Linked DNA regions of Homo sapiens: region 2 is linked to region 1. Evidence: read pairs that join two places in POLR2A ChIA-PET (ENCODE). Cell type or tissue: PC-3. All regions are shown on one strand. Links, peaks and the distances in the headings refer to the core of each region. The heading gives the core; the rest is flanking DNA. Region 1 overlaps SLC44A1 (solute carrier family 44 member 1). Region 2 has its middle 68 kb from the start of SLC44A1.

The links. ChIA-PET counts read pairs that join two places held together with the same protein. Peaks named below come from ENCODE experiments on the same cell type or tissue, not always from the same donor. Only the 100,000 strongest peaks of a DNase experiment are listed, where the experiment ranks them.
Region 2: POLR2A ChIA-PET joins it to region 1 with 14 read pairs; 3 of 35 experiments call an interaction of 5 or more read pairs at or near these places.

The regions. Positions count from the first base shown.
Region 1 is chr9:105,272,862-105,288,732 of GRCh38, reverse strand. All of the region lies in intron 1 of SLC44A1 (solute carrier family 44 member 1), which reads right to left. Among named protein-coding and RNA genes, the nearest start is that of SLC44A1, 36 kb to the right of the region's middle. RefSeq lists a silencer at 11,759-11,959. In PC-3, for the core only: no CTCF peak of the experiment used is centred there; no DNase peak of the experiment used is centred there; H3K27ac peaks cover 339 bases.
Region 2 is chr9:105,168,648-105,184,518 of GRCh38, reverse strand. No RefSeq gene overlaps it. Among named protein-coding and RNA genes, the nearest start is that of SLC44A1, 68 kb to the left of the region's middle. RefSeq lists an enhancer at 10,683-11,271. In PC-3, for the core only: no CTCF peak of the experiment used is centred there; no DNase peak of the experiment used is centred there.

The DNA of each region.
Region 1 (15,871 bases), core at 4,500-12,499:
ATGTAAATTGGTTAACCACTTTTAGAAAGTAATTTGGCAATACATTTCAGAAGCCCAAGGAAATAATCCGAAATATTAAAATAGGACCAGGCATGGTGGCTCATGCCTGTAGTCCTAGCACTTTGAGAGGCTGAGGCTAGAGGATCGCTTAATCCCAGGGGTTTAGTACCAGCCTGGGCAACATAGTGAGACCTCGTCTCTATAAATAATTAAAAAATTAGCCAGGTGTGGTGGCACACACCTGTGGTCCTAGCTACTTGGGAGGCTGAGGTGGTAGAATCGTTTGAGCCCTGGCAATGGAGGCTGCAGTGGGCCGTAATCATGCCACCGCACCCCGGCCAGGGCGACAGAGCGAGACCCTGTCTCAAAACAAAAAACAAACAAACAAAAAAAACATTAAAATAGCTCCACATGTTCAATACAATGCTATTATGAGAAAAAAAATTACAAATTAACTATCCAATAATAGAAAATAAATCTACAACTGGGATATTAAAGTCATAAAAATAACTATGAAGACTGTATAGTAACATATAAAAATGATTATAATAAACAGTTGTGTTAGAAACATGGTTTGAAATTGCATCTATGCTCTGATTATACAAATATGCAAAGGAGAATATGCAAATATGTAAGCATTAGAAAGGGATGATGCAATTTTTAAGTAATTTGATTTATAATGCATTTTTCCCATTCTGATTTCCATTAATGCTATTTAATTATGAAAGAAATAACATACATTATATATAATATATGCTCCCATTTATCCAGATTATGCTTTTTCTACTTCCTCATTATATCACCTATATATCAAAACCACCAGAAAATGTTTAAGTCATTTAACCTAACACTTATTGATGGGAGATTAGAACACTTCAAATTTCCTTAGAAAGCTGTATGCTGAGAATGACCCAGGTAGGAGCAAGATTTCTCCTGAAGAATGCAGGAAAACTGGCAATTTAGAGAGGTAAACAGGTATGGAGAGGGAAAGGAACACAAACCTGGGCTTGAATTCTAGCTAGTCTTCTAAACAGTAGATGATCAGCTGAACTGACCTCCCCACCTGCAAGGTAAGGACAACTACTCTATAGCATGCATTGTTTTCAGGATAAATGATTTTAAGTTCCTAGGACTAAGCCCTAAATCATTGTTATGTCCTTTCCTAGTGGGATACAGGAAAATCTTCCCTATGAAGCATTAAAAAAAGTGAGTTCCCACAAATATTCATCTCAAACATCTTTAAGTTGTTCCCATACTGTACATATTATAAAATGTGTGTTTGAAAACTGAAAAACTAGTTGTAAGGGAAATACAACCAGAAGCAACGAATGAGTACACAGTTTTATAGACAATTGTGTAAGAAACAAATTAATAGTAACTTTCAAATGACAATACAATGAGAAAAACTGAAATGCCTTTTTTATAGCTTAAATTTTCCACCTAGCTTTACTGAGGTATAATTGAGTAGTAAAAAGTATATATATCTAAGGTGTACAACATGATGTTTTGATAAACATACAGACTGTGAGGTCTTAAAGTTTTAAAGGAAGTTGAAGGAAACTTCAATTCTGAAACCTGTAATCAACCAAACTTAAAAATCCATTCATTCAATAAATAACTTATCATATAAAAGGAAGGGTGCTTGGAGCTTAAGAGATTCAGCTACTTTACTTTCACCTTTCTGCTGTTCTCTTGCTAATTTACCTTCCTTGTCTCTGGGTTCTACCCTTTCTGTCCTCCCTTTCATATTTTATTTTATTTATTTTTTAAAGAGAGAATCCTGTTTTGTCACCCAGGCTGCAACGCAGTGACAGGATCATAGCTCACTGCAGCCTCAAACTTCTGGGCTCAAGTAATCCTCCCACCTTAGCCTCCTGAGTAGTTAGGACTACAGGCATGCACTGCTATACCTGGCTGATATTGTTATTTTTTGTAGAGATGGGGTCTCGTTTATGTTGCCCAGGCTGGTCTCAAACTCCTGGCCTTAAGTGATCCTCCTGCCCTGGCCTCTCAAAGTGCTGGGATTACAGGCATGGGCCACTGTGCCTGGTTGTCCTCCCTTTTATAACACAACCCATTTGAGTTCGTAATTGAGGGTTGGCGAAATTATAGGAAAAGCTGCACGTATTAAGGTAGAAAAAGATTATAGATCAATCAAAATTAAGACTATTACCAAAATGATGTTTTATACAAGTACTTAAAGTGACTGTGTAACACTAAATCATAATACCATACAAAGAGACAGATTTTAGCTAATATTATTGAGCATATTCCATGTGCCATTTTGCCTGTATTAACTCATTTATTCTTCAGAACAAGTGTTATGAAGTTGATGTTGTTATTATTCCCATTTTACTGATGAGGAAACTGAGACAAAGGGGGTTAAGTAATATGCCCAACTCAAATGGTCAGTACGTACTACAGCAGGAATGTGAACCAGACAGTTGGGCCAGGACCCATGACACTTTGCTGCGCTCTGTTTACTGTGGTTAGCATATCCTGTGTAGACACTGTGGAATGAACTATGTGGAAAAAAGGAGGGAAAAGAGGAAAATGAGAGGCGTAAGAATTGCAGTAAAAATACCGCAGTACATTCTACAGCTTAATTTATCTAAAATAAAAAATTTTTTTTGAGACAGGGTCTCACTCTGTCGCCCAGGCTGGAGTGCAGTGGCGCAATCTCGGCTCACCGCAACCTCCACCTCCCAGGTTCAAGTGATTCTCCCATCTCAGCCTCCCAAGTAGCTGGGACCACGGGCACATGCCACCATGTCTGTGTAATTTTTGTATTTTTAATAGAGACGGGGTTTCATCATGTTGGCCAGATGGGTGTCAGGCCTCTGAGCCCAAGCTAAGCCATCATATCCCCTGTGACCTGCACGTATACATCCAGATCACCTGAAGCAACTGAAGATCCACAAAAGAAGTGACAATAGCCTTAACTGATGACATTCCACCACTGTAATTTGTTTCTGCCCCACCCTAACTGATCAATGTACTCTGTAATCTTCCCCACCCTTAAAAAGGTTCTTTGTAATTCTCCCCACCCTTGAGAATGTACTTTGTGAGATCCACCCACTGCCCGCAAAACGTTGCTCCTAATTCCACCACCTATCCCAAAACCTATAAGAACTAATGATAATCTACCACCCTTTGCTGACTCTTTTCGGACTCAGCCCGCCTGCACCCAGGTGAAATAAACAGCCTTGTTGCTCACACAAAGCCTGTTTGGTGGTCTCTTCACATGGACGCGTGAGACAGTGGGTAAATTATTTTTTTTTACATGGTTAACTTTTTCTTACAGGAAAATTATAGGTCATAACCAAGAATAGCATGTTATTAACATATTTTGTCTTTTGATTTCAAAGGTAATTTCCAAATGTCCAAATATTACTCTTGATATTTGAAGAAAACACCTGCAGTGATATTTAACAGGCAGAAACAAACTGTTGTTTCCTCCTAGCCATCTGTAACTTCCACCTAAATTCTGTAAAACACTTGATTGTATTTCAAAAACAATAATACTTAAAGTGCTACTTTGCTATTAAAAAAATCACATACAATGCCCATCAACTGATGAGTGATTAAACACAATATGGTACATCCATGCCATAGAATATAATTTTGCAATAAAAAGGAATGAAGTAATGATACACACATGCTACAACATGAATGAACCTTGAAAACATTCTAAGTGAAAGAAACCAGGCACAAAGCCCATATATTATATAATTCAATGTATATGAAATACCCAGAATAGGCAAATCTATAGAGACAGAAAGTGGGAGTTGAGAGGAAATGGGGAATGACTGCTAATGGGTATGGGGTTTCTTTTGAGGTGATAAAAATGTTCTAAAACTGATTGTGGCGGTGGCTATTCAACTCTATGAACATACTAAAAATCATTTTGTATGGTATATGAATTATATCTCAATAAATTTGTTATATGTATAAAAGAAATCACATTAAAACACTTCAAAGGGTCCACATTGGCCACTTCACCTGCAGAGTTCTGCTGACTTCATGACAGACTCCATATGAACACTTTTCATATAGCTACCGCATCAGATATACGAGATGAAAGTGGAAGGTCTTTAAGGTAAAGACTTGGGTAATAATGAAATTTGATGAACAAAATCATGTTTCTGAGAAATCAGAAGTTACTAGAATTACTAGATAAGGTGCTGACTTTCAATCCCTCTGTAGGCAACACAAGGGAAGAGGGTAAATAATGTTGCAGACAACTAAAATATAACATAAAATAGATCTGAATTAGAAAAATCATCTTATAGAGATCAAAGGACTCACGTGACAAGGCAAAACCAGACTGCAGTATAAACACAGCTACAGAAAGATTGTACTTGTCAGGACCGGGTGCAGTGGCTCATGCCTATAATCCCAGCACTTTGGGAGGCTGATGTGGGAGGATTGCTTGAGCTCAGAGTTCAAGACCAGCCTGGGCAACAAAGTGAGACCCTATCTCTTAAAAAAAAAAAAAAAAAAAGACTGTATTTGTCAGAAAATAGGAAATGGATAGGGCAGGTAGACACATACTACTATTTACTTAGCACCTATTAGGTGCCAGGATTTGTACCTGGGTAGTTATAGTGAAAAATAAAAGTGTGACAGATAAACCTTGATACTGTCCTTCCAAACTGTGTTGGGGAAAGGGTCCTAGAAGAGTGAACTCTGGCACCTAGCTTCTCATGCAGACGTGCTTTTACTGCTGAATAGACAATTCAGGCTACTGAACTGAGGCTGCACCATGGGTCATCCAGCCTACTCCCCTTCCCTTCATCTGATTCCATGTCATCAGGCAACCTTCTGACTGTGCTCTTGCCTTCCACAGGTTGACAAGTGGAGTGCAAAACATAACTAGAGAACTACAGAAAAATAAAGCAATAGAGCAATGGAGCTTATTGCAATTACAGACACTTGGGAAGAATATATACAGACTAAGCTGCTAACATTTGTTATCTCATAAGGTGGAATGAGAAAGGACTCGCACATATTGGGATTGGATTTTTAAAAAATAACCATACTACTTTTCTATTAAGAATAAATGTAATAGTTCTTAAATAATAATAATTTGGCTTTACTTTCACACTTACCAAACTGACAAAAAATTTCTGGTCTGCCTGTCAGTTGATTCTTGAATAAATTAGCCTGCTGGGTTGATAGGTGTGTCTTATGATGTAGTTTTACATGAATTCTACGTTAAGAGAAGAGTACACTTTAAATCTAGCAAAATAAAGTTCTAAGTCTCCAAAGCCCCAGAGCTTTGTGGATTCTAAGGTCAATGACACTTAGCAGAGCGCCTCTTCACAGCTATCAGCTGGCCTTCCTTGGTAAAACCTAAACCACACCAAGTACTTCCCATTCAAATTCTACAAGCAGAAAATATTAAAGAACTACAATTTAGACCGTTTCCAGAGAACTTCTCCTAGCATTTCAGTATAATTTACAAATAAGCAGCTCTTAGATCTGCAGGCTTGCCTTACTATCTTTGGATAAAACAAGGTTGTTTCTCCACAATCAACCAACCTTCAGCACCCGCTCCATGCCCGGAAATAGATCAGAACCATGGAGGAAGTCCTAGGAGCATGAGAGTGCTGAGTTTAACCTGGCCTTACAATTTGGGTCCAAAGTCCAACTAAACTCCCATCTGTGGCCCAAGGTTTAAAATTAAAGGTTGAAGTATCCTGCAGCACGGGCCACTGAATGTGCACTGACATTTCAGCATCAGATAACCAGCTGACCTTCAGCTACCCCTAAGTATGACCAATGGGTTATCTCCAAGTGACTGCTGTATATGAAGATGATATATCGTCACAAAACCCCCAAATCCTCCTTCTTGGCAAATTCCAACTATTAAAAAATCAAGACGTGCCAGGCGCAGTGGCTCACGCCTGTAATCCCAGCACTTTGGGAGGCCAAGGGGGGTGGATCACGAGGTCAGAGTTCAAGACCAGCCTGGCCAACATGGTGAAACCCCGTCTCTACTAAAAATACAAAAATTAGCCGGGCATGGTGGCGCACGCCTGTAATCCTAGCTACTCAGGAGGCTGAGGCAGGAGAATTGGTTGAACCCAGGAGGCGGTGGTTGCAGTGAGCCGAGATTGCACCACTGCACTCCAGCCTGGCTGACAGAGCAAGACTCCATCTCAAAAAAAGAAAAAAAAAATCAAGACCCAATCTATTATTAAGAAGCAAGTAGAGAAGGAAATAACACAGAGGACTCAAACATCAAATTGACAGTCTGATCAGAAGACTATTGCAGTCCTTTCCAACTTTGACATTCAATGATTCCATGATCAGCAAACATTCACAAGAAAACATATGGGCACACCAGAAGCTGAGTTAAGGAAAGCCAGCTAAAGATCAAAAGTGATTAGATTAGACACACTCAAATAAGTGAGGGGGAACAGTGAACCATCAAATTAATAGCTCTACAAATGAGAGATACTAAATTTGTTCTTAAAAAAAAAAAAAGCAACCAAGAAAAATGAATGCTAATAAGCCTAACTTGAATAAGTAAATGCTCTAAAAACACATGTATCTATAAACCTCCACACCCAATGAGTCATTAAGACATCCCACTTGTAAAGCCAGGTCCCAAGCTCAGACAGACCTGCACTGGTTTGTATACAATTACGGCAATTTATCTTGCCCACCAGCCAGTCTTCTATGTGTCTGTTACAGCTACTTTTCTCACAGTGTAAAATTAATCTGTGTTAATCCCACAAAAGTAACTATTTTCTTCTCTCCTCAGTCTCTGTACCCCATCCCACTCCATGTCAATTGGTTCTTTCTGTACTGCCCTAAGTAATGATTCTCAGTCACAGGCTTCAAATAACTATACAACTTAAACAATATGGCTCCCAAATTCACAAAGTCTTCATTTCTCTGAAAGCCAGTTAAATCCTGCTTCTTTCCACAAAGTCCACCCAAGAATAAGCTGATCTTCTATTAGAACTACAGATGCAATCACAAAGGAACAACCCATTTTAAGATGGCACATGTAAGCCTGGGTTACGAAATGACCAGCTAGTAGTCATCCACTGTAGAATAAAAAGTGCAAGCCCCTGATGGAAGCCCTATGTCAACAAACATGGCAAAGGACCCCAAGCCTCTATACCTTCAAACCTCCCTTCCAGACGATATCATGTCTGCCTGGCCCGTATCAGACACATCCTTTACAACAAGATATCACCTTAGTCGTCACTCCTAGACACAACCCTTCATGCATTCATATACTACCACTGCCTCCATGACTCATCTTTCTGGTGACCACATTTATGAAAACTATTATAGGCAATAATTAAATAATATCAAAAAGATAGTAAAAAAACAAAGAGAAAGACTATAAGCACCTTATCAAGGAAGAGAGTAAAACACATGTGCCACTGCCAAGAATATCATAGGTTTCGGAAAGAAAAGAAGGCACCAGAGGAACATCTCTGTTCTGGTCCAGAGCATTTGCCTAGCAACACCCCTCTCCTTAATCTTCAGTCATTGTATGACTTTGTTCCCAAAGAGGCTGCTCCCAGGGTACGCCCCAGCCACCCTACAGGGATTTCTCTACTGAGAGCATCTACAGGTCCAGCTCCCTCAAGGTGCTCTCCATGACAACAGTGAATTTTTTGCTCTGTTATGTCTATCTTATGCTTCCTGGGGAAGGCAACTACAAAAAGGAATGTGCTCTGGCCTGGGAGTCACAGGTTCACCTCGGTGGGCTGGGTGATCTTAAGAGGGTTTCTCAGCATGTCCTGCCATGTCTGTGCCATTTGTGTGCTGCAGTGATCTCACATTGACTCACACCAGCTCATGAGAGACAACCTTGAACATTTCTTCCTAACTTCTGCTCATGGACTTTACATCGGTAGCTTAAAATTAGTCATAGTGGGAGTATATACACCATGGAAATCAGCAAATGTAGCAAATCTGGATTTTTTTTCTTCACTTGGAGAGCTGGTTGTTAAACACCAATACAACACTACTTGTGCCTCAGTTTGTTACCCAATTTGTTTTTCTTTTTGTGGAAACAAATTTTTGTACAGCCAAATCAACTTGACTTTAGACCTTGTCTCAACACTTTAAAGCTCTTCAGCTATTTAATACTGTTTTCTTCTATTAATACCTGTTTATGGTTTCATGGAATTTATTTTGACGTATAGTGTGAGTAATACTGTTAATTCAGAACAGCTAATTTAACAAATAATAAATTCTTATTTATACTATGGTCTATGTGTAGACTATTACCTTCCATTAACTTTTGGTCAACAACAAAATAGCAACTAACATCTTTTTGAGTACTTCCCAAGCACCAGCAATTTGCTCAACTCTTTATCTCATTTAATCCTACACTTTACAGGTGAGTAAAGTTATCCTTGAAGACATTAGGTACCTGGGCCATAGTCATGTGGCTGATAAATCAGAGCTAGACCTGGAATCCTATACTCTACCTCCAATACCTCAACTCATGACCATTATTGCTAAACTGCAACACAGTGTTGACCACTATTTTTTAATTTTGATATTAGTCCTCCCTTTATGCTTCTTGCTTAGAATCATTTTGTAAATCATTTTGTCAATTTTACTCAAATCACGTTAAATTTAATTGGAACAGTGACATCTCAATATTCTAGTTTTTGTATTCAGAAACAATGTATGTCCCTCTAGTTCATTTATTTATTTTAAAAACCTCAAGAAAAGTTTTATAGTTTTCTTCATTTCAACTGGACATATTTGTTAGGGTTATTTCTAATTTTATATTTGCTGACGCTTTGATAAATGGGATTTTTTTATGCTACATGTTTCTAACTGGTTATTGCTAACACTTGAGAAAGATACTGATTTTTGTATACTTACCAAATACAGCACTTGTAATTTTTAGTTGATTTTCTTTTTTTTGTATTTTATCTCCTCTCAGATCATTATACTTACTTTGGTATGGTGGATTATTGCACGAGTTAGAACTTCTAGAACAATGTTAATGGTGATAGAAGGTTTATATATTCCTGATGTAAACTGAAGATGCCCTACTGTATCACTGTCGAGTACAAGACTGACTTGTTGGTTTAAGACAGTGGATCTTATTAAAGATACAGTTTTCTCGGCCAGGCGCAGTGGCTCACGCCTGTAATCCCAGCACTTTGGGAGGCCGAGGCGGGCGGCTCACGAGGTCAAGAGATTGAGACCATCCTGGCCAACATGGTGAAACCCCGTCTCTACTAAAAATACAAAAATGAGCTGGGCATGGTGGTGTGCAGCTGTAGTCCCAGCTACTCGGGAGGCTGAGGCAGGAGAATCAGCTGAACCCGGGAGGCGGAGGTTGCAGTGAGCCGAAATTGTGCCATTGCACCCCAGCCTGGGCAACAGAGTCAGACTCCGTCTCAAAAAAAAAAAAAAAAAAGTTTTCTTTTCCTAGTTTTAAAATGGCTTAAAAAAAATAGATGTTGAGCTTTTTCAAATGTTTTTTGAGCATATTATTAAAATAACTTAAAGTTGTTCTTACTGAATACCTTTTTTTTTTTTTTTGAGTCTTGCTTTGTCGCCCAGGCTGGAGTGCAGTGGTGCGATCTCAGCTCACTGCAAGCTCCGCCTCCCGGGGAATACCTATTTTAAACTGAAAAATCCTAGACTATCAATAAGGAGGTAGATCTGAGTTTGGTTCCCGGGTTGAAGGGCAAATCTAAGGAGTCCTAGGTCAGCAGCACAGTTTGTTCTGCTGCAGTTTCTTTGACAAGCATTACCTCATATCTGACTGGCAACAGATGAATGCTGTTGGCATAATGGTGAAGTCACATTGGCTCACATGCAATTTTTCTCAGCATAATAATGTTTTCAAGCATAGACAAGTTTTCTCATGATTAAAGAGAAAGCCTTGGCAATATAAGATGACCTTAAAGGCGGAAAAAAAAGCTGAAAGTCTACAGAAGTGACTTACTTTAGCATATGTGGTAGCTGATTCAGTGGCTTCAAAAACCACTATACTTTCCTTCTAAGTTATCTGGCAAAGCTGCAAATGCAGATGAGAAAGCTGCAAATACAGCCAGGCATGGTGGCTCATGCCTGTAATCCCAGGACTTTGGGAGGCCGAAGCGGGTACATCATTTGAGGTCAGGAGTTCGAGACCAGCCTGGCCAACATAGTGAAACCCAGTCTCTACTAAAAATTCAAAAAGGCCAGGCGCGGTGGCTCACGCCTGTAATCCCAGCACTTCGGGAGGCCGAGGCGGGTGGATCACGAGGTCAAGAGATCGAGACCCTCCTGGTCAACATGATGAAACCCCATCTCTACTAAAAATACAAAAAATTAACCGGGCGTGGTGGCGGGCGCCCGTAGTCCCAGCTACTCGGGAGGCTGAGGCAGGAGAATGGTGTGAACCCGGGAGGCGGAGTTTGCAGTGAGCCAAGACCGCACCACTGCACTCCAGTCTGGGTGACAGAGCGAGACTACATCTCATAAATAAATAAATAAATAAATAGAAAAAGAAAAAAAAATTAGCCAGGCGGTAGTGGCACACCTGTAATCCCACCTACTCAGGAGGCTGAGGCAGGAGAATCGCTTGAGCCTGGGAGGCAGAGGTTGCAGTGAGTGGAGACAGCGCCACTGCACTCCAGTCTGGGTGACAGAGTGAGACCCTGTCTTAAAAAAAAAAAAAGAAGGCTGCAAATACATTCCTCCCTGTATTGAAACAATGGATTAAGAAGGCTATATGCTGGATCAGCTTTTCAATTTTTATCCAAATGGTCTCTATTGGAAGCAAAATACCCTCTAACACCTATTTCCCAAAGAAGAAAGCATGAGCCCCAGGGTTTACAGCTACACAGAATTTTCTGACTGTGATACTGGAAACAAGTACCAGTTAGAGTTGACTGTGCTGGCTCTTGTTTTATTTTGTTTTTTAGTACTCTTGTGTCAACAACAGAACTGCCACTAACATTTTTTGAGTACTTCCCATGCACTACTTGGTTACATGGGAAGGACCAAGCCCTATTAGGCTACTTGGTTTACAAAGTTCCTCAGTTTTAGTTGGTCCGTCCCAACTCCCATCAGCCCTATTGTTTTCAGTGCCTGATTTTGCAAACATGGGTTGTTTATTGTATTTTTCAATTATTGTTGAGGCTTCCATTTTATTCTGTTTTTGTTTGCTTGTTTTTTCCAGGTTCACCTATATGGTGTGGCAGCAGAAACATTTGGCTCCCCATAGAACCACTGGATCTTGTGCTACCTGCTTACCAGAGTGTGGCCTGCTTGAGATTTGAGATTTTCTTTGAAACCCAGTTAGCTAACAGGCACGAGTACCTGCCATCAGGGAATCTAAGACACTTGATTTAGACACTGAAAAGTTTAAATCATTATCATGAATGGAGTAACTGCAGTAAAGAGAGGGTTGTGCAAATTTCTGAAGTGTATTCAAGAGATGAGGCTGACCACACTCACGTTCCATTGTCTCATCCACAACACACATCTATTACCAACTCCTGATATTCTACACAACCTGCTCCACCAACAGCCTTCCCTACTTCAGTAAACAGTAATTCCACCTTCAGGTGTTCAGACTGAAAACCTTATTGCCACTTTCTCACAGCATCTATCCAGTTCATCAGAAAATGCTGATGGCTCTGTCTTCCAAATATGGCCAGAATCTGACCACGTCCTATCAGTTCTCCACTGCTACCACTCTCGTTCAAGTCACCATTATCTGTCACCTCTATTACTGCAATAGCCTTCTATCTGCTTCCACCCGTGTCCCCTCAACACTAGTTTCAATAACGTGATTGGAAAGCCAGATCTTATTACTCCTCTGCTCGAAACCCCATAATATCTTCCTGTCACATGCAGAACAAAAGTCAAGTTTTTATAATGGCTTGGAACAACACCCTAGATGCTTGGGCACAAAATAGCCTGGACCTGCTGTTCCCTTCCTTCCACTTCTCAGACCACTCTGGTTTTCTTGATGCTACTGAGCTCTCAGGATTGCCTCCTGACTTTTGCACTTGCTATTCCTTCTGCCTGGAATGTTCCTTTCTTAAATATCAAGTTTGTTTGCCCCCTCATCCCAGTGAGGCTTTTCGTGACAACCCTATTGTAAACTGCAGGCACATACACACACACACACACACACACACACACACACACACACACACACACACACACACGGCTCCCCATCCCCGTTTCCTAACTTAATTTTCTCCAAAACAGTACATATCTTCATCTGCTATACTGTATATTTTACCTGTGTCTCTGTTTAGTCCCCTTAAAAAATAAGTAAGCTTGGTGTTCTTTGCTGTATCCCCAGTACATAGAATAGTTCCTAGGGCATAGAAATCTCAAAAACTACTTACTGAATGAATGAATCAGGTTCACTGCATGACATGATGAAAGCAGTGACAGATTGAGATTGTGACTCTTCAGTCACCTTAATCTTCACAAATCCAAGAAATATTTGAAGAGGTATAAAGAAGTTGACTTTATTTTAATGCAGTCATATGGCTAGGCTGTGAAAACCTGTTCAAGAGATTTATTAAGCTGCTTCCTCAGATCAAGGACACTTGGAATTAAAGGGCTTGGAGTGGCTCAACTTGTCAGACGCCCTGGTGACTCTAAGATTGTTCTTCCAGGCAGGCACGGAGGCTCACACCTGTAATCCCAGCACTTTGGGAGACCGAGGTGGGCGGATCACCTGAGGCCAGGAGTTTGACACCAACCTGGTCCAACATGGTGAAACCCCGTCTCTACTAAAAATATAAAAATAAGCCGGGCATGGTGGCAGGCACCTGTAATCCCCGCTACTAGGGAGGCTGAGGCAAGTGAATTGCTTGAACCCAGGAGGCGGAGATTGCAGTGAGCTGAGATCGCGCCACTGCACTCCAGCCTGAGCGACAGAGCGGCACTCCGTCTCAAAAAAAAAAAAAAAAAATTGTTCTTCCATGATGTGACAAGACATCTGAACACACCAAAACTGAAACTACAGGGGGCAAAAAGCAGTAGCACTGCTGATATGATCAAGGAAACACAAGTGCTCTGATTCAAACCAGACATGTAGATCAAATAATAGGAGACTGCATTCATTTTTCATAAGCTGACCAATCCTCAAACTCAACAGAATCACTAAATTTAAAACTTTGAGAATATTTCCTAGAACTCAATTTCAAAAGAAGGTTACAAATTTTATAAGGAATCACACTTTCATTGTCTGTGTTTACCTCCAAGGTGGATCCCTCAGGGACAGGCCTGAATTACCAAGCATTTATCCCATTGCATGGCTCACATTTTCATGAACAAAATTCAAGAGCTGAAAGCAAAATATGACCAACAAAAACTCAATATTCATGACATTCTGAAGATGAATTTACTAAGCTTAGAGCTATGCCAAAACTTCTGAAATGCACTCAACTTTGGAACTTGTTTACAATCCCTGATGCTGTAAAACACATTATTTTCCATGAAAGAGCTAAAATCAAAGCTGAAGCTACCATCTGTGATGTAAATCTAGCATTACAACAAATTGAGATAGGCCTCCCTAATACATGCTACGGTTGTATAGTTGTTTCTTAAACACTACTCTCCTGTCAAGACTAGCTCCAAGCCTTTAACTTTGTACTTCTGAAGAAAAAAATTTATTATTTTTCAAACTGACTTCAAATTAAATTTGAAATCATAATACTATTGAACTGTTTTATATCATTATTGTTAAGAATTTAAACTTCACATGGGTCCACATGTGTGGATTTCAAATTATATAATTGCTCTAAAAGTACAGGTGCTTACTTTTCAATAGGATCAAGGTTATGAAAGATAGAAACACCTGAGAAACTCACAGATTGGAATGGATGAGATAACTAAGAGTTCCTGGCTCTACTAAAAAGAAGCTACTACATGACACAGGCAAATCACTTAACCCTATCTATGTGTGCCTTATTTTCCTCACCTGTAACAGTTGTGAGGTTAACCACGGTATATGTAAAATACATACCACTACATATAGCAAATAAGTAAACAATGGATACATAGTTGTGTTACTGTTATTTACTCTACCCATACTGTTCAACAATATGTTATTAAATTCTGGGCAGAAGAACTTGTTTCATGATCAGAATGATAGGTCCTCATCCTATGCTTTAAAAGATTCAATATTTCTATAGGTAGGTGACATGAAACACTTAGTTAACAATAGCCAAGGTAATTTATGCTGTGTTCAGAGAAGGAGGTGGTCAGTGTGGACTGAAGAGGAAGGCTTCTTGAAAGGAGGGAATATGAACTGGCTCATCAGGATAGGATTCAGATAGGAGGAAGAAAAATTCCAAACAAGAACATCATAAGTAAAAGCAGTGAGGCAGGAGTGAAGACGCTCATTCAAAAAGGCCAATACACCTCCACGAGTACAATTCTTGTTCAGTGACAAAGGCCAGATGAGTAAACTGAGGGCACAGTCCAGGGGTAACTTTGAATCTAATGCTGATAGAAAAGATATATTGCAAAATAGAATCAAAGCGGAAAAGGAGTAGCTTCATATTGCTTAAGGGGAACATCTGGTAAAATGCGAATTAGTGGTTTATCTAGTGAATGAATGAAGAGTTTGCTATAATGAGCATAAGCAAAACCTCACAGATGGATATATCCTTTACTGGTTTTTTTATTGGCTTTATTCACTACTTTTCCCTCTAACATCAGTGTCAGTATTACTACCCTACCCTGTCTTTAAGTACCATGAAACATATTTATATGCATAAAGAAATAATAACCTACAGAACTATCACATTCATTAACATGTGACTGTGTGGGTGTGTAAAAGCAGAAGACAACAGGGTGGAAGATTCCTTGCAACTTAGAAATGCTGTTTGATCTCTAAAGAGCATCACAGCCAGGGAAAGTAGATTATTATTAATCCTACTAAGAGAAAAAAAACTCAGACACATATTGTTGAGGAAAAAAGCAAAAACAGTGATTTTAGAGCAATACAAAACTGCTTAATGAAGTATGATACGGCTATGTACAATGGTATGAACTGTCACTGCTCTGTGACTGCAGGTAAAAAAAAAAACTCAGACAATATACTCAGAACATAACATTTGCTAGTAATGGACTCACATCTTCAAGATTCCTACTGCTTGAATGAAATTCACTCAGTTGCAATTTTACACAAATCATCCACCATGAAATGATATAAGAGCCCAGCATCCTGAGTTTACATGTGAATTTTTCAAATCAATCCTGTTCAATAAGAACTAGAAAAAAGCAAAAAAGGAAAAATACAGCTTGTAAGCATTAATAAAAGCCAAATGTAATCCATTCATCTCCACAGTCTACATGAACCATGTTGACAATAAGGAATAACATCCACCCCCTTCTAATTCACCAATAACTCTATGTTTTAGAAATAGATTTTGGTCACTCATACTCTAATCAAACTTACTGTAATAAAAATTATCGGGCTGGGCGCAGTGGCCCATGCCTGTAATCCTAGCACTTTGGGAGGCCGAAGCAGGTGGATCACCCGAGGTCGGGAGTTCGAGATGAGCCTGGCCAACATGACAAAACCCTGTCTCTACTAAAAACACAAAAATTAGCCAGGTGTACTGGTGGGCACCTGTAATCCCAGCTACTAGGGAGGCTGAGGCAGGAGAATTGCTTGAACCTGGGAGGCGGAGGTTGCAGTGAGCCAAGATCGCGCCACTACATTCCAGCCTGGGTGACAGAGCAAGACTTCATCTCAAGGAAGAAAAAAAAAATTATATATACATACATATATATATATATATGAAAGAAAATTAAACGTACTGAAATTATTTTAACATTATACTTACTGTGGCATAAAATAATATTTACTTTTCTTTTTATTACCTACTTTCATGCATGTGTC
Region 2 (15,871 bases), core at 3,542-11,541, 100 kb after region 1:
CAAAGCAGAAAGGCAATCCCATTCACAATTGCCACAAAAAGAATAAAATGCCTAGGAATACAGCTAACCAGGGAGGTGAAAGATCTCTACAATGAGAATTATAAAGCACTGCTCAAAGAAATCAGAGATGACACAAATAAATGGAAAAACAGTCCATGCTCATGGATAGGAAGAATCAATATCATTAAAATGGCCATACTGCCCAAAGCAATTTACATAATAAATGATATTCCTATGAAACTACCAATGACATTCTTCATAGAATTAGAAAAAACTATTTTAAAATTCATATGGAACCAAAAAAGAGCCCAAATAGGCAAGGTAATCTTAAGCAAAAAGACAAAGCTAGAGGCATCACATTACCTAACTTCAAACTATACTACAGGGCTACAGTAACCAAAATAGGATGGTACTGGTACAAAAACAGGCACATAGACCAATCAAATGGAATAGAGAGCCCAGAAATAAGACCACACACCTACTATCATCTGATCTTCAACAAAGCTGACAAAACAAGCAATGGAGAAAGACTCCCTGTTAAATAAATGGTGCTCTGATAACTGGCTAGCCATGTGCAGAAGATTGTAGCTAGATCCCTTCCTTACACCATATATACAAATCAACTCAAGATGAACTAATGACTTAAATGTAAAACCCAAAACTATAAAAAACCTGGGTGACAACCTGGGCAATACCATCCTGGACATAGGCATGGGCAAAGATTTCATGAAGAAGACACCAAAAGCAATTGGAACAAAAGCATTTTTTGTTTGTTTGTTTGCTTTTTTGAGACAGGGTCTTGCTCTGTCATCCAGGCTGAAGTACAGTGGCAAGATCTCAGCTCCCTGCAACCTTTGCCTCGCAGGTTCAAGTGATTCTCGTGCCTCAGCCTCCTGAGTAGCTGGGACTACAGGCGTGCACCACCATGCTTGGCTAATTTTTGTATTTTTAGTAGGGACAGCATTTTACCACGTTGGCTAGACTGTTCTCAAACTCCTGGCCTCAAGTGATCCATCCACCTTGGCCTCCCAAAGTGCTGGAATTACAGGTGTGAGCCACTGCACCAGGCCAAAAATTGACAAATAGGATCTAGTTAAACTAAAGAGCTTCTGTACAGCAAAAGAAAGTATTAACACAGTAAACAGACAACCTACAGAATGGGAGAAAATATTTGCAAACTATGCATTTGAGAAAGGTCTAACATCCACATCTATAAGGAACTTAAACTTACGAGAGAAAAACAAACAAACCCGTTAAAAAGTGGGCAAAGGACATGAACAAACACTTTTCAAAAGAAGACGTAAATGTGGCAAACAAGCATATGAAAAAAAGCTCAATATCATAGATCATTAGAGAAATGCAAACCAAAACCACCATGAGATACCATCTCACTCTAGTCAGAATGGCTATCATTAAAAAGTCAAAAAACAACAGATGGGGAGAGGTTGCAGAGAAAAGGGAACACTTATACACTGTTGGTGAGAGTGTAAATTAGTTCAACCATTGTGGAAAGCAGTATGGCAATTTCTCAAAGAGCTAAAAGCAGAACTATTGTTCAATCCAGCAATCCCATTATAAATAAATAAATAAATATCCATACATTCATACTGATAGAAATTCCAAATAATGGATAATTCCAAATAATGGATAACTCCATTATTTGGAATATCTATCAGTATGAATGTATGGATATTTATTTATTTATAGACAGAGTCTTGCTCTGTTGCCCAGGCTGGAGTGCAGTGGCACGATCTTGGCTCACTGCAACCTCCACCTACCAGGCATGTATCAGGTATACACCCAGAGAAACATAAATCATTCTACCATAAAGACACATACACCTGAATGTTCATTGCAGCACTATTCACAATAGCAAAGACATGGAATCAACTAAATGCTCATCAATGACAGATTGAATAAAGAAAACGTGATACATATACACCATGGACTACTATGCAGCCATAAAAAGGGATGAGATCCTATCTTTTATGGGAACATGGATGGAGCTGGAGGCTATTACCCTCAGCAAGCTAACACAGAAACAGAAAAGCAATGCTTCATGTTCTCACTTATAAGTGGGAGTTAAATGATGAGAACTTATGAACACAAAGAAGGGAACAACAGACACTGGGCTCTACTTGAGGGTGGATGGTGGGAGAAGGGAGAGGAGCAGAAAAGATAACTACTGGGTACTGGGCTTAATACCCGGGTGATGCAATAGTGTGTACAACAAACCTCCATGACATGAGTTCACCTATGTAACCAACCTTCATGCGTACGCCTAAACCTAAAAGTTTTTTTTTCTTTTTAATAAAAAGGGACTGCTTAGGAGGGACATCCTCCCACTGCCTCATCCATGGATCAGGGAGGCACGCCAGGGAGTAACCCAGTTCTGCCCAGCAAGCTACACCCCACTAACTCTGGGCCCTGTCTGTGCTATTTAACATTTCATTCAAACAGGAGCTCCTGGGAAGAAGCTTGGCTCAGTATCCTTGGCAGATCACCCCTCAAAGTCTCCCTCAGGTATATTCTAAGTGAGGACGGATCCCATATATACCTCACTTAGGCTTTACTCTGCTCTGCAAGCACAGGCAAGACCAGCTACATCTTTGCACGCCACCCCTGGTTCTTAGTAGGCCAAGAACCTCAGAAACTGGGAGGGCACTAAGAGCTGTATTTTAGAAACTGTGTTGAAATTACATTTATTCAGCTTTGTTCTGGGTGGGCCCTGTACCTGGCACTGCTAACAAGTGTTTCAAGAAGGTGCGAAGGAGATATTTTTCCAGGCAAAATAGAATATATTTCCTCTTCAGTTTCATTTGACTGCTTGTTTAAAAAAAAATATGAAGATAGTACAGAGAGTTCCCATATACCCCTCATCTAGTTTCTCCTTTATTAACATCTGCCATTAGTGTGGTGTATTTGTCACAATTAATAAACCCATAGTGATAAATTATTGTTGGCAAAAATCCATACTTCATTCAAATTTCCTCTGTTTTTTCCTAATGTCCTTTTTTTTCTATTCTAGGATCTTATCCAGGATACTGTATTACATTTAGTCAGAGTGTCTCCCTGCGTTCCTCTGGAGAGGACTTTCCTTACTTTTGATGACCTTGAATATCTCGAGGAGTATTGGTCAGGTATTTTGTAGAATGTCCCTCTGCTGGCATTTGCCTAATGTTTTTTTCATGAGTAAACTGGGGCTATGTGTTTTTGAGAGGAAAACCAGAGTTAAAAATGCCATTTTCATTATATCATGTCAAGGGTACATACTGTCACTGTTGATGTTAACCTTGATTGCCTGGCTGAGTTAGTGCTTGTCAGGTTTGCCTACCGTCAACTTCCTCTTTATCTTCCCTGTTTTCATACTCTACTTGTCGGCAGAAAGTTACTATGTAAAGTCTGTGCTGAAAGAATTGGGAGTTATGCTCCACTTCCTTAAGGGTGGAGTATCTACATAAATTATTGGGACTTCTGCACAGATTTGAACCTTCTCCCATTTATTTTTCAATCATTTATTTCTATCAGTATGAACATATGGATATGTATTTATTTATTTATTGAGACAGAGTCTCACTCTATTGCCCAAGCTGGAGTGCAGTGGCGCGATCTTGGCTCACTTCAACGTCCATTTCCCAGGTTTAAGTCATTCTCGTGCCTCAGCCTCCCAAGTAGCTGGGATCACAGGCATGCACCACCGTGCCTGGCTAATTTTTGTATTTTTATAGAGACAGGGTTTCACCATGTTGGTCAGGCTGGTCTCGAACTCCTGACCTCAGGTGATCCACCCACCTCGGTGTCCCAAAGTGCTGGGATTATAGGCGTGATCCACCGCACCCAGCCTAATGTATGGATATTTATTCTATATTTTGGATGAAAGTCCAATACTACTTTATTTATTTTGTTGTATATAATTTTATTTCAAAGTTCTGCTTCTTACAATATGTGGCTTGTGCTCTCAGTGAGATGTCAGGAAGTAGTATTTGGCTAAGATCTAAGATTGCATGCACCAGCATCCTTTTGTGCCTCAGCCTCCCCTCCTTGAGGTTCCCAGGGGAGATAACTGCCAGAGGACAAGGCCAGCACAAAGGAATCCTCTATTATCACTAGATCAGCCTCTACCCTCTGTTAAATTATAAATTTCAAAAGTGAAATAAAAATATGACTTGTATAAAACAACAGAATAAACATGTATTAAAGGTGTTATTTAACTCATTAATTAGTGAAGGAACCAGTAAGATAGTGTACTAGTCAGGGTTTTCTAGACAGACAGAACCACTAGGATGTAAACAGAGAAAGAGATAGAGAGATTTATTTTAAGAAATCGGCCCATGCAATTATGGAGGTTGGCAAGTCCAAAACCTGTAGGATAAATTGCCAGGCTGGAGACTCAGGGAAGAGCCGATGTTGCAGATTAAGTCTGAAGACCATCTACTGATAGAATTCCCTCTTGTTCGGGAGACGTCAGTCTTTTGTTTTATTCAGACCTTTAACTGACTGGATGAGGCCCACCCACGTTATGGAAAGTAATCTGCTTTGCTCAAAGTTCACCGATTTAAATATTCATCTCACCTAAGAACACCCTCATGGAAACATCCAGAATAATATTTGCCCAAATATTTGGGCATCATGGCACAGCAAGTTGACAAGCCTATTTGAGGAATGGGCTATTTGAAGGCAATTTTAAAAAAGAACATCAGAGTAAGGTCACTGGGCTAGATACATTGTTAATATCCTATAGGGCAATACACTACAACCTTTGGGAGTTTCTACTTTTCAGAAATCATTTGCTTCTCTGCTAATCAAAAATCTACAAATTAACATGCAACATCACTGATGATTCTCAACCTTAATTAATAGTAAATAGCAAAGTCATAGAGGATACTGTCTCATTGCATGTTACATAATTCTTGGATGAGCCTTTTCAACAATGAATGGTTCAGTGGGTCACGAAAGGACAGCTTGAGGGCGAGGTGCTGTGGCTCCAGCCTGTAATCCCAGCTACTCTGGGGGCTGAGGCAGGAGGATCCCTTGAGTGAAGGAGTTTGAGGCTGCAGTGAGCTGATTGTGCCGCTGTACTCTAGCCTGAGTGACAGAACGAGACCCTGCCTTAAAAAACAAATAAAAAAGAGGCCTGGTGTGGTGGCTTATGCCTGTAATCCCAGGACTTTGGGAAGTTGAGGTGGGAGGATCACTTGAGCCCAGGAGGACAAAGATTCAGTGAGTTATGATCTCACCACCTCACTTCAGCCTGAAGGATAGAGGGAGACCCTGTCTCTAAATAAATAAATAAATAAAGGACAGGTTGTACTCTCTTGAACTAATGTTTTGGGTATTTTTCTTACCATGTCATACCCCAATGTCACCTCCTATGAAATTGCAAGAGAGCATTTTGCCAGCCTATGTCGACCTGGTGGCTTCTCCCCAGGCTTCACTTTGTTTCCACTGAAGGAAACAGAAGATCATTCCCAGTGGGGAGGTAGCTCCATGCCTCTCTCTCCCTAGTCTAAGAAGAAAGAGAAGACTGTGAAGAGATAACAGCAAAAGAGGTATCTGAGAGGGGCCACAGAGAACTTTCAGAGGGCTATAGAACTTTAGCTTCTTTTCTTCTCACACCCAAAGCACCACTTCCTGGCAGAGTGGTCCAAGAAATACTAAATCTGATCAATGGATTGATTGATTGATTGAGATGGAGTCTCGCTCTGTCACCCAGGCTGGGGTACAGTGGTGCGATCTTGGCTCACTGCAACTTCCGCCTCCTGAGTTCAAGCAATTCTCCTGCTTCAGTCTCCCAAGTAGCTGGGATTACAGGTGCCCACCACCACACCTGGCTAATTTTTTTATATTTTTAGTAGAAGTGGGGTTTCACCATGTTGGTCAGGTTGGTCTCAAACTTCTGACCTCAGGTAATCCACCTGCCTTGGCCTCCCAAGGTGCTGGGATTACAGGCTTGAGCCACGGCCAAGAAATACTAAATTTGATTGATTTATATCAACATCCTGTTCCTTGATGGTGGGGTAAAATGAGGCTTGATGGAGTGATAGAACCTTAATTTTCCTCAATAAAGCAAAATATCCTAACGTGGCTTCCAAATTTTAACATCGCGCAATTGTACGAATTTTTATTTAATGCCTTTCAGACTGAGTGTTGAGGGCCAGGCTGTGTCTTCTACGGCTTTGCATTCTCCACAGCATCTGGCATTAGGCCCGGCATATTGCAGGCACTCTATAAATGGCAGCTGCCTGAATAAGGGGGTATTATCATTTGGGGGTTTTGTTAAAAATGGGATCACGAAGGAGAAAGTGTTTGGAGGAGGCTGCATGAACAACTCGCTATTCGTAAGGCCATGCTGTGAGGGGGTGTTTTGAGGACACACTATCCCGGAAGAAGTGGCTTCCAGAAGCACAAGAAAGCCTTTTATTTTGTGAAATGAGACCCAGATGGCAATACCAAATAACAACAATTATGATGATACATTTTTTATAAAAGATCCCAGGCCTGACAATGTCTGGCTTTAAATTATAAATTGGCTCATTATCAGGAAAAAAATATTTATTGAAACACAGCAATGACCAATGAGCTCATTATCCTAAGGTGGCAGCCAAGAAGTCCTAAGACACAGACCTGTTGTAAAAATCAGGCAGTTATTTGTGCAAGCGGTATTTGGTGCATAGCTTCTCAACAGGGATAATTTTGTTCCAAGATGAGTACCAGGGACAGGAATCAGACTTTGGGGTCCTAGTCGATCATCTGGAAAATAGGTCTAATTGGGATGTGTCCCTTGGAGGTTTGCTTCATTAATTTCTGGTTGAGAGCTCAGAAAGCTTCAAATCAGACTCCTCAGCACTGTGCTCAGCCTTATTTAAATACCTACATCAAACTGCTTAGTCTATTTCACTTTATTTCTTAAGCCTCTCTGTTTTTTGTTGTTGCTACATTAAGACTTTCTTAGGAATTTGCCTAGATTCAGCTAACCGTCCCTCTACTTCCTTCTTCAGAAGACTCTTCTTTGTGTCTCCTGGGGCATTTTAAATATTATTTAACATAGAATATACTGAAAGACTCGGATACCTCTGAGGTCACAAATAATAAAAGGGAATGTACCAGAAGATCACCTGGAGTGATGGTTTCTACGACAAGCAGCCTGGTGGAAAGAACTTATGTGTCAGATGGCTCTGAAAGGGAATCAGGAGTCTAAATGTACTAGGTATTTGACCTTAGACATGTTATTTTATTATTTATTTATTTTTGAGATGGAGTTTTGCTCTTGTGGCCCAGGTTGGAGTGAAATGGCATGCTCTCAGCTCACTGCAACCTCTGCCTCCTGGGTTCAAGCGATTCTCTTGCCTCAGCCTCCCAAGTAGCTGGGATTACCGGCACCCACAACCACACCTGGCTAATTTTTGTATTTTTGGTAGAGATAGGGTTTCACCACATTGGTCAGGCTGGCATTGAATTCCTGATCTCAGGTGATCCACCCACCTTGGCCTCCCAAAGTGCTGGGATTACAGGCATGAGCCACCGCGGCCAGCCCTTAGACATGTTATTTAGTGTTATTGGGCCTCAGTTTCCTCATCAAAAAGAATGAGAATAATACCTACTTTATAGTGTGGCTTTAAGAATTAGAAACAATGTTCGTGTAGTTGTTGCAGCATAGCAGCTACTTAATAAATGAAAGCAATTATTATCATCCTTCCAAGAATGCCAAAGTTAGGAGACCTGGTGGGGAGAAGAGGAGGTTTAGGAATTCTTTCCTAAGGTGTCCTGAGCTGGCAACAATGGTAGTAGGAGTCCCTGGTCCTAAACAAATGTTGCCATCTAGTTCCCTTTACAGCCATCAGCGGTAAAAGAAACATGCTGGCAATGTTTAAAACTCAAAAAAAAAAAAAAAAAAAAAAAAAAGAAGCAGGAAATGGACTGAGTGAGAATCAAATAGACAAGACTGAAAGAAACAACATTTGTCACTCTCAACTAGGATACAGATCACCTCGCTTCATAAACCAGAAATTGAGGCTCATAGAAGTAAAATAGAGTAGTATTTAGGAGCTCAGACTTTGGAGCCAGACTGCAAGACATGCTCTAAATGTGTTTCAGTTTCCTTACCTGAAAATGAGGATTTATCAGTCAGGATAGGCTAGGTTATGCTGTGGTAACAGACAATTCCAGAAATCTCCAAGACAGATAACAAACATTTATCTCTTGTTCATACTTTCTGTGCTTCATGAGTTGGCCATGGCTCCATACCAAGCTTTCTTTTTTTTTTTTTTTTGAAATGGAGTTTCGCTCTTGTTGCCTAGGCTGGAGTGCAATGGCATGGTCTCGGCTCACTGCAACCTCTGCCTCCCAGGTTCAAGCGATTCTCCTGCCTCAGCCTCTCAAGTAGCTGGGATTACAGGCACCTGCCACCAAGCCTAGCTAATTTTTGTATTTTTAGTAGAGATGGGGTTTCACCATGTTGACCAGGCTGGTCTTGAACTCCTGACCTCAGGTGATCTGCCTGCCTCAGCCTTCCAAATTGCTGGGATTACAGGTGTGAGCCACCGCATCCAGCCCATTCCAAGCATTCTTCATCCTCAGACAGAGCCACCACTAGCTGGGACACTGCCAGTCATCGTGGCATAGGAAAGGAGAACACGGCCAAGCACTCACTGATTTTTAATCCTTCTTGTTTGGAAGTGTCACATCACCCTTTATGACTTTTATTGGCCAAAGAAAGTCATGGGGTCACTCCTCTGTTCGACAGGGTGGAGATGGTTTAAACCTCCTACCAGCAAGAATTCTGAAGAAGGGAACCCAAAGTATTTGGTGAATAGTCATCTGGTTTACTACAGGTGATGATAATGATAATAAAAGACCCCCTTGTGGGATGTCCTGACAACTGAGTTATTATTACACATAAAGAACTTAGAAGGGCGAGTGATGCAGTGATGCACATTTTTTTTTTCTGAGACAGAGTCTTGTTGCCCAGGCTGGAGTGCAATGGAGTAATATCGGCTCACTGGAAACTCCGCCTCCCAGGATCAAGTGAATCTCCTGCCTCAGCCTCCCGAGTAGCTGGGATTACAGGTGCATGCCACTACACCCAGCTAATTGTTGTATTTTTAGTAGAGATGGGCTTTTGCCATGTTGGCCAGGCTGGTCTTGAACTCCTGACCTCAGGTGATCCACCCACTGAGACTACAGGAGTGAGCCACCGCACCTGGCCACAGTGATGTGCATTGACTGTAACATGTGTTTGCTGTTATTATTGCTGACCATTATACAGGGGATTAGTGATGGAGCTAGTGAAATAGATCCCAGCTGTCCTAACTGAAAGGCAAAAAAAAAAAAAACCCTTGTATTTGTACTGAGAGCTATGGATCCACAGACAACCAAGGGCAAAACACATGTAAAAACTGTCATAAAGCAGGTTTTAAAAAGAGAGTGAGGAAGCTGAGGGAGAAAGGATAGAGGGAAAGTGAAGGAGAAAGAAAGAAGTGAGAGCGAGAGGGAGAGGGAAAGAAAAGAAGTAAAGGAAGAGGCCAGGCACGGTGGCTCACGCCTGTAATCCCAGTACTTTGGGAGGCCAAGGTGGGTGGATCACTTGAGCTCAGGAGTTCGAGAGCAGTCTGGCCAACGTGATGAACCCCCATGTCTACTGAAAGTATAAAAATTAGCCAGGCGTGGTGGTGCAGGCCTGTAGTCCTAGCTACTCAGGAGGCTGAGGCAGGAGAATCGTTTGAACCTGGGAGGCGGAGGTTGTAGTGAGCTGAGATCGCGTCACTGCATTCCAGCCTGGACGACAGAGTGAGAATCTGCTCAAAAAAACAAACAAAAAAAAAGTGAAGGAAGAGAGAGACACCACCCAGGGACAGAAACTTCAGGGAGACGGGGGACTCAATAACTCCTGAAGCACCATGGTAAGAAGCTAAGCTGCCTTTGTCAATTCCTTCTTTTGGTTTGGACTGGTCTTTCTAGTAGGCTTGTTTTGCCTTTCATTAAACTACTGATTTCCTTCTGCAGCTAGCACCTCTTCCTTTAATTGTTCTCATCAACTTGAGTCAATGGTGGATGGAATGGTCAGGGCACTCACTGAGAAAGGAAATTTCCCCCGGATTCTAGCCTTAGGTGATGAGAGCAATCCTGTCTCAGTTGTATTCAGTGCTGGGGTAAGATCAAGTTGAAAGTTAGGCTCAGGTAGAGGGCTGGACCGCTCTCTTCCCAGGCTCCCAACTGTGACACAGGGTGCAGTGGTAGAAGGTAGGGATGCTGCCTGAATGTGGGACAGGGGATTGTCCCTGAGTCTGCTTACTGGGGCCAATAATAAGAACTAACCTTCGAATATCATTATGTGTACAACACTACTAAGTGCTCACATCTATTAACTCATTAAATCCACAACTCTAGGCTGTATGGTATTGCTTCCATTTTACAAATGCAGAAACTAAGGACACATTGGCACGTAGCTTGCCTGAACTCACGCACACAGTTCACAGCAAGCAGCTGAGCTGGGATGTGAATTCTGGCAGTTTGCTCAGAATCCACGCTCTTGACAACTATAATGCAACATCCTCCTTTCTATTGCCTGCTTGGGGTCCTACTTCAATTTTTTGTGGCCTAATAAAGAGAGTCCTTCTTTTAGGTTCTGGACATACAAAACTTAGAATTTAGTTTGAGGGGCTCATCCTTTCCATGCTTATAAGCAAAGAAAGGATTTTTTGCTCATAAAAGAACAACTTACTGCTTTAAAAAAAATGCTGCTAATTATTATTACTTTGGCTTCATTTGCCATTAATTTGTCTCCAAGAAACACAATCAGCACAAACATTGAGAGCTTCCTTATAGCCTACCAGGAGAGTGTTGGTGGGTCTCAGCAAAGTGTTCCCTTTTGGGAGGTGGCTCCCCAGAGCCCTCGGACACAATCTGCTCCCAGATCCTCTCAAGCGTCAATCTGCACTGATTGCCTGTTCTCAACTCCCACAGGCAACCTGCCTCCTCTTGACTATCAATAGCTGTCACAGCCTAATTTGATTGCTGAGTCAGACAATCAGTCTTAATTGCCTGTTTCCACCTCCAGCTGTGTCTCTTGTGGGCGGAAAAGCCTCTCTCTTGGTGCACTGCCCTTCCCCCTGGATCAGAAGCCCAGGTAGCGGTCCAGGCCACCTGTAGGATCATCTGCAACTTCTGATCCCACAGGTTCCCCATTTTCCTGGGCTGGACCTGGAGGGAGGTGAGGGTTTTGTTCACACACTGAGTCTCTGCTATTAGCCTGTACACCACCCTCACTTGGTCCTGCTCTAGTAGCAGTAAGTTCTTTTATAAGCAAAGAATACTTTCTATGGGGTGGAGAGAATGAGCCCCTGAAACTAAATTCTAAGTTTTGTATGTCCAGAGCCTAAAATCAGGGCTCACCTGCTTTATTAGGCCACAAAAAATTTAAGTGGGGCCGGGCGCAGTGGCTGACGCCTGTAATCCCAGCACTTTGGGAAGCCGAGGCAAGCAGATCACTTGAGGCCAGGAGTTCAAGAACAGCCTGGCCAAAACATGGCGAAACCCCACCTCTACTAAAAATATAAAAATTAGCCAGGTGTGGTGGCGCTTGCCTGTAGTCCCAGCTATTCAGGAGGCTGAGGCATGAGAATTGCTTGAACCTGGGAGGTGGAGGTTGCCATGAGCCAAGATTGAGCTCCAGCCTGGGCATCAGAGTAAGACTCTGTCTCAAAAAAACAAAAAAAGAAAAAGAAAAAAAAATTGAAGTGGGACCCCCAAGCAGGGATTAGAAAGGAGGATGTTACGTTATAGTCATCAAGAGCGTGGATTCTGAGCAAACTGCCAGAATTCATGTCCCAGCTCATCTGCTTACTATGAACTGTGTGCGTGGGCCTGTATCCTCTTTTTGGCTCTACAGACTCACTCTTGCTGTTCTCCAGGCTGCTACCTGTCCCGGGAGCCTGACCTTTAAGGATCAAAGGGCTTCTTTGCTTTTTGGCTTCTGGCTGGGTTTGGGGAGTGAGCAGCCGGAGAGAAGACCTGAGGGAGTCAGGACATGTATTCCCCTAGCATCCTCCCTGTGGGATTTCTTCACATTCTTCCAGATGGAAGGTCAGGCCTTCTCTCAAGGGGTCTTCTCATGACTTTCTGGATTCTATTACGGGCTTCCCTCCCTTGCTTTCAGAGTGTGCTGCAGATGAATTATTGGACTTAATTCTTCACCCCTCCTGGTTTCCATGCTCTTTGCCTGAATGTGACTTTGTAGTTACTCCCCGCCAAAAAGGAGGGATATATTGCCCCTTGCGTTTGGGCTTGGTTTTATGACTAGCTTTGGCCCATGAGATGTGGGTACACCCAACCATCTGCGCCAGTTTCAAGCCTAAGCCTTTAGGAAAAGCCTTAGCATTAAGAGGAAAGCCATTGCATGGGGGTTGTTTTGTTTTGTTTTGTTTTTGTGCCTGTCATCTTCACAGGAAGAGCTTCCCCTGGGCAACTGCTGCCTCTTTAGTCTGGGGCCCAGAATGAACACATGTGGAGTAGCCCAGAGCTTGATCGACAAAGAGGAGCCAAGCCCAGGTGGAGACACCAGCTTGAAACAGAGCCCCCAGCTGACCGCCATTCAACCTGTATGCCCATGAGAAATACATGCGCATGGCTGCATTCCACCAAGAGCATGAGAGAAAGCTGGTGACATCCGCTGCTACCAGCACAGGCATCCCTGCAGGACTCCTTGTGCTTTCTCTACACTCTGCTTCTACTCCATAAATACTTCCTTTACTAAGCCCTCAGGGAACCATCCTAATTTGAGTGTCAGCTGTTTCCTGTACTGACACTGAATGAATGATACAAGCACTGGGCCCAGTCCAGCCCCACAGCCATGTCACATTGTCAGCAAAAGTTCAAAATACTACACTTGAGACCAACTGCCCCTACCCCCATTTGTTTCCCATTTGCTATTTAAACTGAAACCCTTATCTTAGAAGCTGGTCATGAGATCTTATTTTATCTTTTTTATGTGTTAGTTTTTAGAATTTCAACTTGTTATTTGGAAAAAATTTCAAACATATGCACAAGTAGAGACAGCATTATAACAAACACCTATGTACCTGTGATCCAGCTTCAACAATGATGGACATTTTGCCACTCTTATTTGATCTATTCCCCTACTGTTTTTTTTTTTCTCTCTAAATCTAATGACCTTTCAAATTCCAGAGGAATCTAGAGATTCCATCGTACTTCTAATCTTCTGTAATCTCTTGGCAGCATTTGCTGCTATTGCTCACTCTTGCCAATCTGCCATTGCTGTCTCCTAGTTCTTTTATCTCTTGTGACTGCTCTCCATTTCCAGTTTTTGACTCCTGGTCTGGCTCTTAAATGTCAGTGTTCCTGAGGGTTGGCCTTGTTCTTCACCATCTTCTTTCTCTCTATGCTGCCTTCCTGAGTGGTCTCATTCACTCCTATGGCTTAATCTGTAAGCCCACTCCATTTTCCTGGGCTATCCTTTCTGTCTGTCCACTAAGGATCTTCACTTGGAGGTCTGTAAACCCTTCACACTGAGCATGTCCAGCCCCAGCCAAACTTCACAACTTCTTCTCGAACCTTCTCCCTCTCCACTTCTTTTTCTGGATTCTTTCATACCTTCTCTAGTACCCTGCCACATAACTAGATATTGTACACCTCTCCTTACCCAGAGCTGACTATTCCACTTCTGAATGGTCTTTCCAATCCTTCCCCTGTTTCCATTTCCACCCCCTTGATTAAGACCCTCATCGTCTCTCACTTGGGACATTTTAATATTCCCTCTGACTATTCTCTAATGGCTGTTTCCTCTGCTAAGTAGTAGCATCACTTTTCTAAATCACATTATCAAAACATGTTAACCCCAGCTCCAACTTATAAATCTTCTATGGTTCCATTCAGGATATATTCTAAACATTTTGGCATGACATTGAAACCTCTTCACACCTTTTTTTCCTTTTTCTTTCTTTCCTTTTTTTTTTTCTTTTTGAGACGGAGTCTCGCTCTGTCACCTAGGCTAGAGTGCAGTGGCGCGATCTTGGCTCACTGCAACCTCCACCTCCCGGGTTCAAGCAATTCTCCTGCCTCAGCCTCTCAAGTAGCTGGGATTACAGGCATGTGCCAACACGCCCAGCTTTTTTTTTTTCTATTTTTAGTAGAGATGAGGTTTCACCATATTGGCCAGGCTGGTCTTGAACTCCTGACCTTGTGATCCGCCCACCTTGGCCTCCCAAAGTGCTGGGATTACAGGCATGAGCCACTGTACCCAGCCCTTTCACCACCCTTTTTTCTAATCTCACCTCCTGACATTGTCCTCTGTGTACCCTGTCCTCCAAATAATGTGGCTTTGCTTTTTTGTCCCCTAACATATCATGCTTTCATGTGGCCTTTGACATGCTGACCACTGTCTTGTTTTGTAGGATAAAAAATGAGGTTCTAGTTCTCAAATAACAAACACCTATGTACCCATGAACAAAGGTGTTTATTGTTTGAGATTTCGAAGTGCCCCTTCCACAGCTCTTGCCCTTCTGAGATTCTTGATGGCATTTGAATTTGTTCCTCCCAGAGGAAATTGTCAACATGGTATTTAACTTTTTTTTTTTTTTTTTTTTGGCGACAGAGTCTCACTCTGTAGTCCAGGCTGGAGTGCAGTGGTGTGGTCTTAGCTCAGTGCAACCTCCGCCTCTTGGGTTCAAATGATTCTTGTGCCTCAGCCTCCCAAGTAGTTGGGATCACAGGCACGCGGCACCATGACCAGCTATTTTTTTGTATTTTTGGTAGAGATGGGATTTCGCCCTGTTGGTCAGACTGGTCTTGAACTCCTGACCTCGTGATCCGCCCACCTTGGCCTCACAAAGTGCTGGGATTACAGGCATGAGCCACCGCACCCAGTCCGTATTTAACTTTTTGAGCAATCTCCTTAGAATTTCTCTGTTCAAAAGGGGCCCATTTGCCATGGTAATGGTATTGTCTCCACAGACATACTGGCAATATAAAGTTTCTAACTCTTCTGTAGGACTTTGGGTGTCCCTGAGGCAGAAATGATGTGTTACTCATCTTTTTATATATCCCCAGTGCCTGGCACATATGAAATACTCAGTGTTTGTTTGAACTGCATCTAAATTAGTATTGAGACTAGGGAGTAGGATCTGGAGAAGGCACAAATGTTGCCAACCAATTGCAGAGAAAGCTGCCAAACATATAATCTATGAGCTGGGAGGCTGGGGTCACACCATTCCCTGCAGTGAGGGCCTCCAAGCCTGTCGGATGTCAGTTGCATCTGCAAAACTAGGAGTTCAGGGGGAAGGTTGGATTTTTCTTTATTAAACTTGTCATTCCCTAAGGTGGGGCTCTGACAGAAGCCCAGTGAGATGTCAAGCTAAGACAGCTGTTGCCAAACCTGGTGGAGGCATTTCAGACAGCTGGGGATACAGCTGCTGCCGCAGACTTCATTTGCAACAGCCTTTTCTTCTTTAAGGAGGTCAAAATGCTTAACAAATACATAGCAATAGTAAAGCAGCTATGGTATGATGCAGACAGAATTGGATCTGAGTCAGATCACGTGGATCAAGTATCAACTCTACTTCTTATTAGCTGTGTGACTTTGAACAAGTTATGCCACCCCTTTGAGCCTCATTTTCCATACTCATAATACTGACTGCTGTGAAGACTGAATGAGGTAATGTATATGTAAATGTTTTATAAACTGTAGAGCACTGCTCAACTATTAGGTATAATTGGAATACATTAAAATTACATTTAGTCTTCATCTCTCACACACACACATATACACACAGAGTATAGAATAGTGTAATGATTAATTACATGTCAGCTTGACTGGGTCATAGGATAGCCAGGTGTTTGGTCAAACATTATTTTGGGC